Linked DNA regions of Homo sapiens: region 2 is linked to region 1. The links are chromatin loops, found by intact Hi-C in ENCODE. Cell type or tissue: B cell. All regions are shown on one strand.

The links. A loop is a pair of places that touch in the nucleus more often than their neighbours do. Peaks named below come from ENCODE experiments on the same cell type or tissue, not always from the same donor. Only the 100,000 strongest peaks of a DNase experiment are listed, where the experiment ranks them.
Region 2: it touches region 1 in a loop (5-fold over the local background); 2 of 110 quality-filtered maps call a loop at or near these places.

Annotation. Positions count from the first base shown.
Region 1 is chr10:124,226,481-124,234,480 of GRCh38, reverse strand. No RefSeq gene overlaps it. Among named protein-coding and RNA genes, the nearest start is that of CHST15, 140 kb to the right of the region's middle. In B cell, no CTCF peak of the experiment used is centred here; DNase peaks (open chromatin) are centred at 3,170, 7,124 and 7,681.
Region 2 is chr10:124,385,771-124,393,770 of GRCh38, reverse strand. No RefSeq gene overlaps it. Among named protein-coding and RNA genes, the nearest start is that of OAT, 29 kb to the left of the region's middle. RefSeq lists a silencer at 4,265-4,554. In B cell, CTCF peaks have their summits at 4,152 and 4,351 (motif pointing right); DNase peaks (open chromatin) are centred at 4,340 and 6,060; H3K4me3 peaks cover 930 bases.

The DNA of each region.
Region 1 (8,000 bases):
GCTCCCACATGTGCTTGACCCATCTGGACTTCACTTACAAAATGCAAGTTTGAATATAAAATTATTAAGAATTGCAAGATGACAACAGGGGAGTATGAAACCAAGAACACAGCCCTTCTGAGTGAGGTCCCGTGTGACTGCACAGGTCACCCACGGCCGGGTAACAAGATACACCGTGGAGAAACTGCAAGAAGTCCCAACACCTGCCCGTGTGCTGCCTCTGTCATTTATAGGGTATGGGTCTCCCTGTACACTACTCTTTCCTATCCCTCTCCTCTTGCCCCCACCCACTCTGTCACTGTGCTTCCATAGCTCCAGGTCCCCCAGAGCTAAGTGCTTGGCTTTGGGGGTGCTGGGCCCCCCGCAAATGGGCCTGGCAGTGGGCCTGCCTCAGGAGCGCTGCAGTAGGCAGGGCCACCTGCCTTGTGGCTGCCACCCACCCAGGGCTGCGGAAAGGCCTGGTGGACAGAGGGCTGGGGGAGCGTGCCTGGAGCGGGGGGCCTCTCCTGTGACTGACACCTAGGCTGTCCAGAGTGGCCGTGGGAGCCCAGCATGGCCCTGCCACACCCCATGCAGCCTCCGGCTTGGCCCCTGCCTCTCACCTTCCACCCCAAACCCCTCCCCTCTGCAGCCAGGGAAGTCTTTCAGAAGCACACGTTGCGTGGTTTGGGCCATCAGCTTTGGCTGGTGTGACAGGGTCTCAGTGGCCAGCCCCTGTTCACCTCTCCAGCCTCATCGCTGGAGTCTCTTTCCAACTGTCTGACCTGGGCCGGTCCCTCCGGAGGGAGCGTCGTGGTGTGTGCTACCAGGATCGGCAGGTCCCGTGGTGGGATGCTGTAAACAGGGGCTTCAAGGGAGCACAGAACGGCTCAGGTATTGGGCAGCCAGACTCTGACTCTCAGTACTGCTGAAGCCACGGGAAGCCTGGGGCGCTGAGGTGGACCTGGTGCAAAGACACAGAGTGCCAGCATGTCTGGAGGGGAAGCAGGGATGGGAGAGATATCGGGGACAGAAACTCATTTCTGGCCAAGCGCCTGGCTCATCTCATCCTCTGCCTTTTGTCTGAGCTGACCATAATTAGTCGTCTTAGTTCCCTGTGGGTGAGCCAGGCTGTGCAGGGGTTCAGAAGGCTTGAAGCACGTCTTGTCACCCTGGTCCAAGCCGGTCTATTTCTGGCAGTTTAATTGTGGATGCTGTGTTCCTGGCGTGGGAAGGAAGGCAGGAAGGACCTGGAGGAAGTCGGAGCAGGAGAGAAGCTCTGGTCGTGTGACTTTTCCAACCATGGCCCCTTAGGAACAGGCTGCTCCTGGCAACTCAGCTATTCTGCTCCCACCTATTTCTAGCTCGGGGCAGGAAGCTGGTTTAGCAGGGAGGGGAAGCTTCTTGTTAGACTCAAGAGACCAAAGTGCATTTGGAGAAGAGCCATCGAGGTCTGTGTAACTGTCAAGTTCTGGGTAGACATTGAGTTCTGTGTAAAGATGGGGATAGGCTTGGGGTCCAACAGACCCAGACCAACAGCACCTCTGTCCCTCCCAGGGTGGTGTGACAATCCTTGGAAATAACTACACGGCCAGGGCCAAGTCGGTGCTGGGCACACAACACGCGATCCATCAATGGTGGTGGGCATCCCGTCTCTTCCTTCCTTAATAAAGACATCTCAGGGTGAAAAGGGGATGGCGCTGGGCAATACTAGGGTGGAGTGGAGGGTCTTTAGGGCCTCCAGCCAGTGTGAAAATCCACAGACCTGAGGGTGGGCCAGCAGGAAGGAATTTGGGTGGGGATGGTCTTTAAAAACCCAACAGAAGAGAGTGGTTACTGACGACTCTCTTGATACTTAAGAAGGGAAAAAAGAACAGCTTCGAAATCTGAGACAATGGATTGTAGTATCTTTGATGGAATTCAAACTCGGCCTGAATTCTGGGACACATTATGAAACAATTAGTGAAGAAAGCTGAGATCATGAAGACGTTGTGTGTTTGTTATTACTTTGTTTGTTTGTTTATTTACAGGGCTGAGCAGAGGGTTGGCATCTAATCCATGCTCCTGAAAGTGAACTGACTGTAGTTCAAAGTGATACCATTTTTCTTCTGATGGTAGGGTTACTACAGGCATCCTAGGAATATGTCCTGTGCGTAGGTAATTTTAGCATTTGGCAGGGCATCTGAGAGTTCTTGAAATCTTCGTGAAACACACAGTGAAAATACAAACTGAATGTTGGCCAGTTAAGGTAGGATTGGGTTTGATTGTCTGACCAGCAGTGAATCTGGTAAGCCCATGCAATTGCCAATATTTGGTTTAATCTACAAAAATGGCTATTTCATATGATCCACCTACTATTTATTGGACTAGGGAACTGTCTACTTCCCTTCCAACACAAGGGTTCTGTATTGCTGTGAAAGTCTACTTGTTCAGAGGAATGTGAACTTCAGCTGCCACAACGCCTAGTGAAACAAGCTCTGATTCTGTGGTCAGAAGGCCCTAGGTTCAAATCCTGACCCTCCCACTCCCAAGATTCAGGAAAGAGCATGCAAAGTGTGGCGCCTGCCCACTGGGGGTTCCTGCCCTCCTCTCTGCTGAGGGTCTTTGGTCTGTAACCAGGTCTGCATTGTACCTGGTGTGAAGAATTGAGTGGGGATGAGGCTGGAATGTGTAGGGTCAGAGCTGGAGGAGCAGAAAGGGGCAGAGCACTGGGTCTAGGATCCAGGGAGGAGCTGGGGTAGGGTTGGGACAGTGGATAAGGTCACACCGTGGAGAGATGCCAGGCAGGTGCTGTGAGCTGAGCAGTGCTGGAGGTGAAATGGAGATATTAGCTGAGGGTGGACACATAACCCAGGGCACCCACCTATCTCTTCAATATGCTGCAAACCCAGACATCCCCCACCTGAGTGGCCTCCAGCTGCAAGTCTTCATCCTCCAGATGGAGGGTCTGCAGGCCAACCACAGTGCTGGGCTGGACAACTGTTTCGGCAGCATGCTGGGCTTGTTCTGGGTCTGGGATGAAGGGTCAGTGGCCAACTGGGCATGCTTCCCTCAAGGTGGGGGGGTCAGAGCTTCCCAAGGTGTGAGTGAAATCAGGCCTTGCCAGTTAAGGCCTAAGCTCAGAACTGGCACCCTATCACTTCTGCCAAAACCTCACCGACCAGAGTAAGTCACATGGCCAAGCCCAATATAAATGGGGCAGGAAAGTGCATGGGCCTGAGCGGGGGTGGAGGAACGGGAGTGAATGATCACTGCAGGATAATCCAGGCCACTACCATATTCAAGACCTGTGCAGAGTCAGTGGGCATACCTCGTCAAATACCATGTGGAATATTGTGCAAAATACCGTGTGGAATATGGTGCGGAATACCGTGTAAAATATTGTGTTAAATACTGTGTGGAATGCTGGGTGCAATACCATGTGGAATATTGTGTGGAATACCACGTGGAATACCGTGTGGAATACCATGTGGAATAACGTGTGGAATATTGTGTGGAATGCCATGTGGAATACTGTGTGGAATACCATGTGGAATACCGTGTGGAACACCATGTGGAATATTGTGTAGAATACCGTGTGGAATACTGTATGGAATTCCATGTGGAATACAGCATAGAATACCGTGTGGGAAACCGTGTGAAATACTGTGTGGAATATTGTGTGGAATGCCATGTGGAATATTGTGTAGAATACCATGAGGAATACCATGTGGAATTCCATGTGGAACTCCATGTGGAATATTGTGTGGAATACACTGTGGAATACTGTGTGGAATATTGTGTGGAATAGCATGTGGAATATTGTGTGGAATACCATGTGGAATATTGTGTGGAATTCCTTGTGAAATACTGTGCGGAATACCACATGGAATACCATGTGGAATACCATGTGAAATATTGTCTGGAATACCATGTGAAATATTGTGTGGAATACCACGTGAAATACCGTGTTGAATATCCTGTGGAATATTGTGCGGAATACCGTGTGGAATACCATGTGAAATGTTGTGTGGAATACCATGTGGAATACCGTGTTGAATATCATGTGGATTATTGTGTGGAATACCATATGGAACACGGTGTGGATTTCCCTCTGGAATTCCATGTGGAATATCATGTGGAATACCGTGTGGAATGTTGTGTGGAATACCACTTAGAATATTGTGTGAAATAACTTGTGGAATACCATGTGGAATACCGTTTGGAATATTGTGTGGAATATTGTTTTGAATACCATGTGGAATACCATGTGGAATGTTGTGTGAAATACCGTGTGGAATACCATGTGGAATATTGCGTGGAATACTGTGTGGAATATTGTGTGCAATACTGTGTGAAATACCATGCGCAATACCGTGTGGAATACCGTGTGGAATACCATGTGGAATATTTTGTGGAATACCATGTGGAATGTTCTGTGAAATACCATGTGGAATACCGTGTGAAATATTGTGTGGAATACCATATGGAATATTCTGTGGAATACCGTGTGGAATGTTCTGTGAAATACCATGTGGAATACCATGTGAAATATTGTGTGGAATACCATGTGGAATATTCTGTGGAATACCGTGTGGAACACCATGTGGAATATCGTGTGGAATACTGTGTGGAATTCCGTGTGGAATACAGCGTAGAATACTGTGTGGGAAACTGTGTGAAATACTGTGTGGAATAACGTGTGGAATATTGTGTGGAATACCATGTGGAATGCCAAGTGGAATATTGTGTGGAATACCATGAGGAATACCACGTGGAATTCTGTGTGGAATACACTGTGGAATACTGTGTGGAATATTGTGTGGAATACCATGTGGAATATTGTGTGAAATACCATGTGGAATATTATGTGGAGTATTGTGTTCAATTCCATGTGAAATACTGTGTGGAATACCACATGGAATACTGTGTGGAATACCATGTGAAATATTGTGTGAAATAACATGTGGAATACCATGTTGAAAATCGTGTGGAATACCGTGTAGAATATTGTATGCAATATCGTGTGGAATATTGTGTGGAATACCGCGTGGAACACCGTGTGGAATATCGTGTGGAATACCGTGTGGAATACTGTGTGGAATTCCATGTGGAATACAGCATAGAATACCATGTGGGAAACCATGTGAAATACTGTGTGGAATACCGTGTGGAATATTGTGTGGAATAACGTGTGGGATACCATGTGAAATACCTTGTGGAATATCGTGTGGAATATTGTGTGGAATACCATGTGGAATTCCGTGTGCAATACCATGAGGAATACTGTGTGGAATTTTGTGTGGAATACCGTGTGGAATATTGTGTGAAATACCTTGTGGAATACCGTGTGGAATACCATGTGGAATATTTTGTAGAATACTGTTTGGAATATTGTGGTGAATACCGTGTGGAATACTGTGTGGAATATTATGGGGGATATTGTGAAATACCATGTGGAATATTGTTTGGAATACCATGTGGAATACCGTGTGGATTATTCCACATAATATTACCACATTCCAGATAATAATACCACACGGTATTCCCCATGGTATTCCACACAGTACTCCACACAATATTCCACACAGTATTCCACACAATATTCCACACAACATTTTACATGGTATTTCACACGGTATTCCACACAATATTCCAAGCTGTATGCCACACAATATTCCACACAATATTTCCTATGGTATTCCATATGGTATTCCACACAATATTTCATGCTGTATGCCACACAATATTCCACACAATATTTCACATGGTATTCCACATGGAATTTCACACTATATCCCACATGGTATTCCACACAATATTCCATGCTGTATGCCACACAATATTTCATATGGTATTGCATATGGTATTCCACACAATATTCCACACTGTGTGCCACACAATATTCCACACAATATTTCACATGGTATTCCACACGGAATTTCACACTATATCCCACACGGTATTCCACAGAATATTCCACACAGTATTCTACATGGTATTCCACACAATACTTTACACAGTATTCCACATGGTATTCCTCATGGTATTCCACACAATATTCCAAATGGTATTCTACACAATATTCCACACAATATTTCACATGGTATTCCACATAATATTCCACACAGTATTCCAGCTGGTATTCCACACAGTATTCCATATAGTATTCCACACAATGTTCCACATGGTATTCCACACAATATTCCATACAATATTCCATATGGTATTTCACACAGTATCCCACACAATATTCCACACGGTATTCCACACAATATTCTACACTGTATTCTGACAGAATTCCACATGGTATTCCATCCAGTATTCCACATAATATTCCATACAATATTCCACATGGTATTCCACATAATATTCCACACAGTATTCCAGCTGGTATTCCACAGAATATTCCACACAATATTCCATACAATATTCCTCATGGTATTTCACACAGTATCCCACACAGTATTCCACACAATATTTTACACGTTATTCCACATGTTATCTTACACAATATTTCACTAGGTTTCCACATGGTATTCCACACAATATTCCACATGGTGTTCCACATGGTATTACACAAAATATTCCACAAAATATTCCACATGGTATTCCACAGAATATTCCACATGGCATTCCACGTGGTATTCCACAGAATATTCCACGCAGTATTCCACACGGTATTCCACACAATATTCCACACAGTACTCCATGGTATTCCAAATGGTATTTTACACAATATTCCACACAGTATTCCACACAATATTCCACACAGTTTTCCAGGCGGTATTCCACACAATATTGTACAATGTATCCCACACAATATTCCATACGATATTCCTCACAGTATTTCACACAGTATCCCACATGGTATTCCACACAATATTTTACACGTTATTCCACACGTTATCTTACACAATATTTCACTAGGTTGCCACATGGTATTCCACAAAATATTCCACACAGTATTCCACATGGTATTCCACCCAATATTCCACACAGTATTCCACACAGTATCCCATATGGTATTCCACATGGTATTCCACAAGGTATTCCACACAATATTTCACACCGTATTCCAAATGGTATTCCACACAATATTCCACACGATATTCCACATGGTGTTCCACACAATATTCCACACGTTATTCCACACAGTATCCCACACAATATTCCACACGGTATTCCACACAATATTCCATGCAGAATTCCACACAATATTGCACACAGTATTCCACACTGTATTCCACACAATATTCCATACAATATTCAATAATATATTATTCACAGTATTCCACATGGTATTCCACTCACTATTCCACAAGGTATTCCACACAATATTCCACATGATATTCCACACGATATTCCACATGGTATTCCACATAGTATTCCACACGGTATTCCACACAATATTCCACATGGTATTCCACCCAATATTCCACATGGTATTCCACACAGTATCCCATATGGTATTCCACATGGTATTCCCCCCGGTATTCCATTCAATATTCCACATGATATTCCACACAATATTCCACACGGTATTTGACATGGTATTCCAGATGGTATTCCACACAATATTCCATAATGTATTCCACACAATATTCCATGTGGTATTCCACACAATATTCCACAGGGTATTCCATACGATATTTCATATGGTATCCCACATGGTATTCCACACGGCATTCCACCTGGTATTCCACACGGTATTCCACCCAATATTCCACATGGTATTCCACACGGTATTCCATACAGTATTCCACATGTTATTCCACACAGTATTCCACACGATATTTCACATGGTATTCCACACAGTATTCCACACGGTACTGCACATGGTATTCCATACGGTATTCCACATGGTATTCCACTCAGTATTCCACACGGTATTCCACACGATATTCTGCACAGTATTTCACACAATATTCCACTGGGTATTCCACATGGTATTCCAGACAGTGTTCCAAAGAATATTCCACATGGTATTTCACACAATATTCCACACGGTATTCCACAAAGTATTCCACACTGTATTCCAC
Region 2 (8,000 bases), 160 kb before region 1:
AGATGGCGTAGAGCTGATAGCCTGGCTGTATCACAAAGGGGATGTCAAGTTAAAGGAAGAAGCTGAGGCAAAATTAATAATCATAAAGTTATTCATGATAGCAGGAGGCAGACAAAATGCCTAGGCTGATAGGGGCGGTCCCCAGTGAAACACCACCTTCAAGCCAAAAACAGCCTGAAGTCTGAAAGACTGAACTGTTGGTTCTGGATGAAACCTGTGACCCAGAGTGAGAACTTCTGTTCCTATTTGCCCACTCTTTCCCGATTGGTTCTTTCTGAATAACGCTTTTTGACCAGTTGAATGTTGCCTTTTCTGATACTACCTATGGCCTGCCCCTCCCCCATCCTGTGCCTATAAAAACCCCAGACTCAGCCACACTGGAGGAGACCACCTTCCCGTCTCCTCTCTGCTGAGAGCTGTTTTGTCGCTTAATAAACTTCTCTGCCCTCACCACCCCTCAGTTGCCAGTGTGACCTCATTCTTCTTTGACGGACAAGAACTCCAGACTCACTGAACATGGGTACTCACAAGGCTGTAACACTGTGGCCCTCTGCCCTTCACTGGCAGAGGGCAGATGCCTCATGTGATGGAAAGTAGTGATGGGGCGGAGCTGGCCCCGGAGCTGCGGGCTGGAATGGGGCAAGGGGCTGACTGAGCTGTTAACATGCCACCGTCTGTTGGGCTATGGATGGTGGGACTAAAAGAGCTAATGAGCACATTGTAACACTCTTTTGGGGCTTTAGGGTCATGGGCACCCCTGCCTGGGCACCACTGCATTCCCCTTGGAGTGACACACCTGGTCCAGCTGCAAACCCCGCATGGAGCCCACCCCTGTGCCAGCATTTGGAATGGCTGGCTGGACCCCACACTTGCTCACTCACATACCCCCTCCCACCAGGGCCTGAGCATGCAGCAGCAGCTGCTGTGGGATCTGCGCCGGAGTGCAAGCCAGATGCGGCCTGGCAGGCCCAGTAGATGGGGTGCCTCCTGCTGCGTGCCTGGCAAAGGGGCCGAGAAAAATCTTCTCATTTGGGCCAAGCTTGAGAACTGCAGCCCAGGATACATCATCAGTTTGCCTTGGGGAGTGCTCTGGAGAATATTTATAAAGAAAAAAAAATCAGGAGAAGGGGTGATTATAAAACTTATTTATTAGGAATTTTCATTGGTCTAGAGAATTGGCATTAGTTACTGATTGGCTATTCATTGTTGAAGTACAGGATGTATGGCGTTTTTGTGGCCATTTGGCTTCAGTTAGTCTAGAGCTGCATGGCAAGGGGCTTCGAGAGGTAATTATTTAGCTCAAGGGGGAGTGAGACCTGACTGCCATTATATTTTAGATACTTTTCTGGGCCTGATAATTTAAAGGGGCTCACATTCTTCAGGTAAAAAGTTATTTTTCTTCTTCGGGGAGGAGTGGTTCAAAGTAGAGGAGAACTCACAGAGTATGTGGTGCCCAGATGCACATTTAGATATGTGCAAAAGAAAGATGATAATCTTGGTACATTTTTGCACTTTAAATAGTCACCACCTTCACTCTCCACACCCCCTAATGATAACTTGTTCTTTGGATTCTGACCTTCCAGAATACCTCATCTAAATTAATTACTGCACATATAAGAAAACTGAGGTTGGGATAGGACATCTGATGTACCCAGAATAACAGAGGTGAAAGTGACAATGCGTTTCAAGCACTAGGACTGTGAAGTTCCCAGCATGCTCTCTGCAGCACATCTGTATGTGATGGGGAAGCACCACAGAGGTCGGGGGAGGCATATAGGGGACATTTATAGGTTTAGATCTGTGCTGCTCAATGCCAGCTGCACTTCAGAGTCACCTGGCTTGCTTAAAAAATTAGTATCGGCCAGGTGTGGTGGCTCATGGCTGTAATCCAAGCACTTTGGGAGGCCGGGGTGGGTAGATTACCTGAGGTCAGGAGTTCAAGACCAGCCTGACCACCATGGTGAAACCCAGTTTCTACTAAAAATGCAAAAATTAGCTGGGCGTGGTGGTGCACGCCTGTAATCCCAGCTACTCAGGAGGCTGAGGCAGGAGAATCACCTGAACTCAAGAGGCGGAGGTTGCAGTGAGCCGAGATTGTGCCATTGCGCTCTGGGCTGGGCAATAAGAGTGAAACACTGTCTCAAAAAAAAAAATAATATTGATGGCCAGACCTCACCTCAAATCAATTACATCAGCATCTCCTGGATGGGGCCTTGCACCTGGATATTAAATGCTCCTGGGGATTCTAATGTGCAGTCCTTGCAAAGTGGGTATTGAGTGTGAGGCAGGGTGTCATTCACCCAACCATGCTGGGGCACTGACGTCTACTGGTGAATAAGGCACACGATTCCTGGCATCAGCGGGCTTTTTAATAGGTACATTTATTTCAAAAATGTTTATTGAGTACCACTTGGCTGGTCCCGGAGGATAGACAGTGGTTCAAATAAATAGCATTTATTCAGCAGTCTGTGCCAGGCACTATTTCAAATGCCTTAAGTCTCACTCCAGGTATTATTACTTCCATTTACAGATGAGGAGACCAAGGCTCAGAAACACAAGCTTGCTTTAGGTCATTGAAATAGTGGTGATGCCCAAGAGCCTTGGATGGGCTGGACAAACCTTCTGAGGGAGCCAGTAGGTGGTCCTGGTGCCTCAGGGACTGGGGGCTTTGAGAACAGCTCCTCCCTTTGTCTCAAGAGCTTGGCCAAGAGGCCCCTGTGGCCTGTAAAAGCATTTCAATTTGTTTTGAACTTGGGGGATGGATTCTTAAAATACCAGCAGGAGGCATCAAAATGAATAATATATATCTAAAAGCAGCTTAGTCCATTTAGGAAAAAAAACTTTAAAATATATTTCAGGGCTCACTCCAGTGTTCCATGCATGTATAATGGCTCAGAGGAGGTTTATTAGCTCCCCAGCCTTTATTTTGATTAACTTGCAAATGAGATTTTTTCTCTATACATCAGCCTAGCCCTTCAAATTGTTAATGAGATATCTGAACTAAAATGGCTTTTATAATTTGCATCACAATACTTAAGAGCCCAGCAGATGATTGCTGCAAATAAGCCTTGTGTGGAATAGCCAAGCATGGCTCAAGGCAGGGTTCGGGAGGACCACCGACAGCTCAGGCTTGCACATCCATGGGGATGCAGGGTCTGGGGGCCTTTGATCTTGGTGGCTTTCTCCTAGGCCAGTCTCTGAGACCGGCAGTGAAGGGCAAGTGGGATCCACCAGCCCCTACTCTCTCCTGCCTTCCTTTTTATCACAACATCTCTTTAATTTATGGCCCCTGAGTGCCAAGCCGTGTACCTGTGAACAAATGGAGTAATTACTCCTGGGAGAAATAGAAAAACATGGATGCAGACCATACAGAAAGCTGCCGGCTTTCAGTGGGGTGACCTGGGAGTGATCACCGGGTGAGGGTGTCCTGCCAGTGTTCTAGGAATCCTGGAATCATGGAGGGTCTCCTGCCAGTGTTTTCATGTTACTGGAGGCTCAGAGAGCGGAAGGGACTTGTCCACCGGCTGCGCTCCCTGGGACAGAAACCTGGGGAGGCCTCCTGATGATGACGGGAGGCGGTGGCGTGGGTGGTTGCTGCGAGGCTCAGAGCTTCGGTTTTGCTTTTGCCTCTGACAACCAGGATGACCTCTGGCAACTCAATGCCTCTCTGTCCTTTATCGAATGAGGGGGTTGAATTAGGACAGAACAGTCACGGGTGGTTTCACAACAGGTGTATGTTCTGAGAAATGCGTCCTTTGGCGATTTTCTCGTTATGTGAACATCATGGCGTGTACTTACACAACCTAGATGGCACAGCCTGCTACGACACAATGCTAAGTATTTGCATAGCTAAACACAGAAAAGGCACAGTAAAAATATGGTATAATCTTTTGGGACCTCCGCCATATTAGAAGGGCATGACTGCCTGGTCTCTGGAGGTGGGGGTGAGGACTGACCAGGTGAGCCTGAGCCCCCATCCAGTGGGCACCGGGCTCAGGTGGGCGCGCGACGGGTCTTGGGAACTGACAGAGGAGCCAGGGTCTGAGGCCCCCGGCAGGTTTTATATAGAGATGGCCAGAAAAGCGCCCCCACGTCCTGTGAGGTTCCCATTCCCCCGTCTTGGGTTTTAAGATCCCCTTGAGACTTAGTTTCCCCCAAAGTCAGTTTCCCGAGAAAAGGAGGCCCCATTTCAGCAGAAAGGGGCTTCGAGCTCCAGGGAGAGGACGGGGGTGTGGCGAGTTGTCCCCTCCCCTCCAAGACTCAGCGCCCACGCGCAAGTCAATAACCCCAAGTCCGGGTCCTGGGGCTTTTGGCCGGAACTGCTCGCAGCCATAGGGCCCCACGCGCGTTGGGACGGCAGGGGGCGCTGCCCGCAAAGCGTTGCTTCCCGGCCGTCCTGCGAGCCCGCGAGATGCGCGTGCGCGAGGCCGGGGCTCGGGAGCTGGGGCGGGGCCGTGGGCGGGGCCAGGAGCCGCGCTGGGGACCGTGCCCTCCTCCGCCGAGGCCTGTAGGGCGCTCGCTCTTCGCTGGGCCGAGTCCCCCCGCGCGCTGCAGAGCAATACAGTTCTGTAAAAGTTTATTATTCTGACGTTGGAATATGCTCCTTGGAGACAATTCAGAACTTGCAGAAACCAGAGCCCCGCGGCCCCTCCCTGCGTAGACTGCGGGCGGCTGTCCCGGGCGTGGGCTGCGGCCCCGCGGGCCCATGCGTGTTCTGGGGACTCTGGGGCGCTGGTTCAGTCCCGCGTGTGTGGGAGTCACGTTCACCTCCTCAGTGCCAGGTGCTGTCCGCGCACCCGTCGGAGCGCCTCGGTTCACCGTGCAGAGGTGTGGGCTCCGGGGCAGGGAAGGGTCCACCCCACCTCCCGCGCTGCAGCGAGCTTGACAGGTGGTGATCCTGGACAGGCGCATCCGTTGGGCCGGGGGCAGGGGCGCTCTGACCCTGTGGGCAGGGCCTCCCGGGACTCTGCCCGGAGCTCCTGGCTGGGCTGTGCCCGGAGGGATCTGAGTGGTGGTCCTTGGGCCCTTGCGGGCCTCAGTTTTTGCCACTGTGCAATGGCCTTACTCATACCTGCCCTGGTGATTGGGGGACCGAAGTTGTGCAGGGGGTGGGAGGATGCGGGGCCTGGTCTCTGCCTGGCTGGGGCCCACCTTGATCCGTGTGGCCCTGCTGAGCCCTGTCCACTGGTCACTGAGATAGTGACGGTCCTGGGCTGGGCAGGAGTGGCAGGCCCTGGGTGTGTGGATGCCATAGGAGGAGAAAGAGCTTTTCCTCACCGTCCTAGGTTCCTGCCTGGGACTCATATAACAAGAGAATAACATACACATTTATTTAATATAATTTTTACCGGATGCAGGAGCCTTCATAAGGAAATGAAGACCCAAAGAAATGTGTAAACCTGTGTGTGTGTGTGTGTGTGTGTGTTTTTGAGACAGAGTTTCACTCTTGTTGCCCAGGCTGGAGTGCAATGGCAGGATCTTGGCTCACTGCAGCCTCCACCTCCTGGGTTCAAGCGTTTCTCCTGTCTCAGCCTCCCAGGTAGCTGGGATTACAGGCGCATGCCACCAGGCCCGGCCAATTTTTGTATTTTTAGTAGAGATGGGGTTTCATCATATTGGTCAGGCTGGTCTCGAACTCCTGACCTCAGGTGATCCGCCCACCTCGGCCTCCCAAAGTGCTGGGATTACAGGCGTGAGCCACCACACCCAGCCAAACCTGTGTTTTTTATGCTTGGTTTGATAAAAAAAGTGGATAGTCCTAGAAAAGTTTGATTGGATAAAAACGTCTGATGTAACGGTAATAGATGGAGGGACTTAGCCAGGCCTGCGTGTTCACAGTCTCCTCTATCCCTGTGTCTTCAGAGGTGAGGATGTTTCTTCTGGGTATAGGGAGACTAACACCTGAATGAGGGTTTTATGTCCTGCTTCAGGGGAGAAGGGAGGGTGGGAGGTGAAAACGACCTTTCTGTTTCTGCTGTTTCCTCAAATGCCAAGGTGCTGTATTTTGGGGTACCATGTCCTGAACCCCATCAGTGCCAAGGGCAAGGCTGGTGCCCAGGGCCCAGTCCTGGACTTACCTTGGACTTCGTGGATGGGAGGGGAGGTGGGGCCTGAGGAGGGGTGACACCCGCAGGTGGAAGCTTGTGTCTGCATCCCAGGAGGCAAATTACCAGCTCTGAGACCTAGGACCAGTCAGTCACACAACCTCTGGAGTCTCAGTGTCCTCATGTAGAAATGGGAGCAGCGGGCTGTGGGGAGGTTGATATTGGCTGCTGGGTCCTGCCTGTAGCTCCCTCTGCCCCCGACCTCAAACTCTTGAGCCCTCTGGGATCACCTGAGGCTTGATAAACACACAGGGGCCCCGGCCCTGCTCTGACAGGTGGCTTCATCGAGTTTGGGTGGTACCAGGAATCCCGCTGGGAACAACCCTCTTAGGGTCTGGTCAGGCACCCTCCCAGCCCCCAGCACAGGGCAAGGAAGTGCCAGGGCCATGGGACAGCAGGAAGGTACCCTCCCCAGGCCCACCAATCCCACAAGACTCTGTTGAGAAAGAAGGATTTTAGTGGTTTGCGTGGGGATGCTGAATCGGTGTTCCACTTAAGAGGGCTCAGGGAAGTGAGGACACCCTGGGACACCCCAGGGGGTATGTCCTCATCCTGGCTTCACTTGACTGGGGCCTGGTTTCTAATCCTGGGCTCACTTGCCCGGTGCCTGTCTCTCCCCCAGTCTCAGCCTGATGAGTGAATGAAGGTGATGATCACCCGTCCTTTATGGCGGGCCGGTTCTTGCATTAGATCTTACGATCCCCATGCCAGCCTTGAAAAGCCGGAGTTCATAGGACCCAGGTGCAGGGAGTTCAGACAGCTCTTAACAGAGTCTTAAGGTGGGGTGCTGAGGCTGGATCCACCTGGACCTGGTCCCGGACAGCCCGGACTGTGTTGTGGAGTGAAGGGAAACTTCATCCCCATGTTGTCCAACCTCGAGTGGGCCTGGCTGGTTTGCTAAGTGTGACCAGGGGATTGGGCTGGTCCAGAATGTCTGGAGGCCTGGGGTAAGGGGAGGGCAGCGTCTGCCCCCTGCTACCCCATCCCCCTCACCTGTTCCTGTTGCCTGGGGTTAGGGTTAGCGAGTTGTGACTCCACCCTCCTGCCCGGGTGGGTGGAGAGGGCCCTCTCTGGAGAGGGTCTGTCAGCCTGCCCTGTAGAAGAGCGGGTGTGCTCTCCTGGGGTGGGAGGGGCCTTGCCTTTCTGTTTGGAGGAATGTCTGCCTCCGTGGTACATTCCAGAGAGAGCAGCCCCTCCCAGCTTCTTTAGGCTTCTCTACCTTCAGGTGAGCAGAGGGGCGGTGTCGGGCCTGCAGCAGCTGCGCCTGACCCCATTTGCGAGGACTCAGTGCCTCCCTGGGCCCGGGCTGTTTGTGGTCTCACCTCCAGAGCATGTTTGTCTGGGTCACCACGCCCCCTGCAAACAGCCCTGTCTGGGGTGGCCAGACCAGGCCCTGCCCATGGCCAGCCACTTTTCCAGCAGAAAACTCAGCCCCATTGGAGTCCCCCGCCACAGCCCTGCTTGAAGCTTTGAAGGTGGGAGCCAGAGGGGCAAAGTCAAAATTGCAGGGAGAGTAAACACCTGAGGACCTAGTTTGGCCTGGCTGAGACGCTGGGCGGCTACAAAGGGACAGTGTGAGGGAAGCCCTCGCAGCAGAAGGGACCCATTCAGTTCTTGCAGAAAGGGATTTGCCTGCTAATTAGGCAGGGAGGACCCTACTGGTGTGTGGGCTGCAGGAAGGGGTGGCATGTAGTGGGGAGCTGGTGACCCTATTTGGGGAAGAACCTGCTGGTTCTGAGCTGCTGGAACCTTTCGGTCCACACCTGACCCACAGACCACCTGCTCCAGAGTCAGGCGGGGAGCTCCTTAAACAATGGCGATGCGTCAGCCCCAGCCCAGGCCTCCTGGCTGAGCCACAAAACCCATCATTGCATGAGGGGCCTCCGATATACCAGC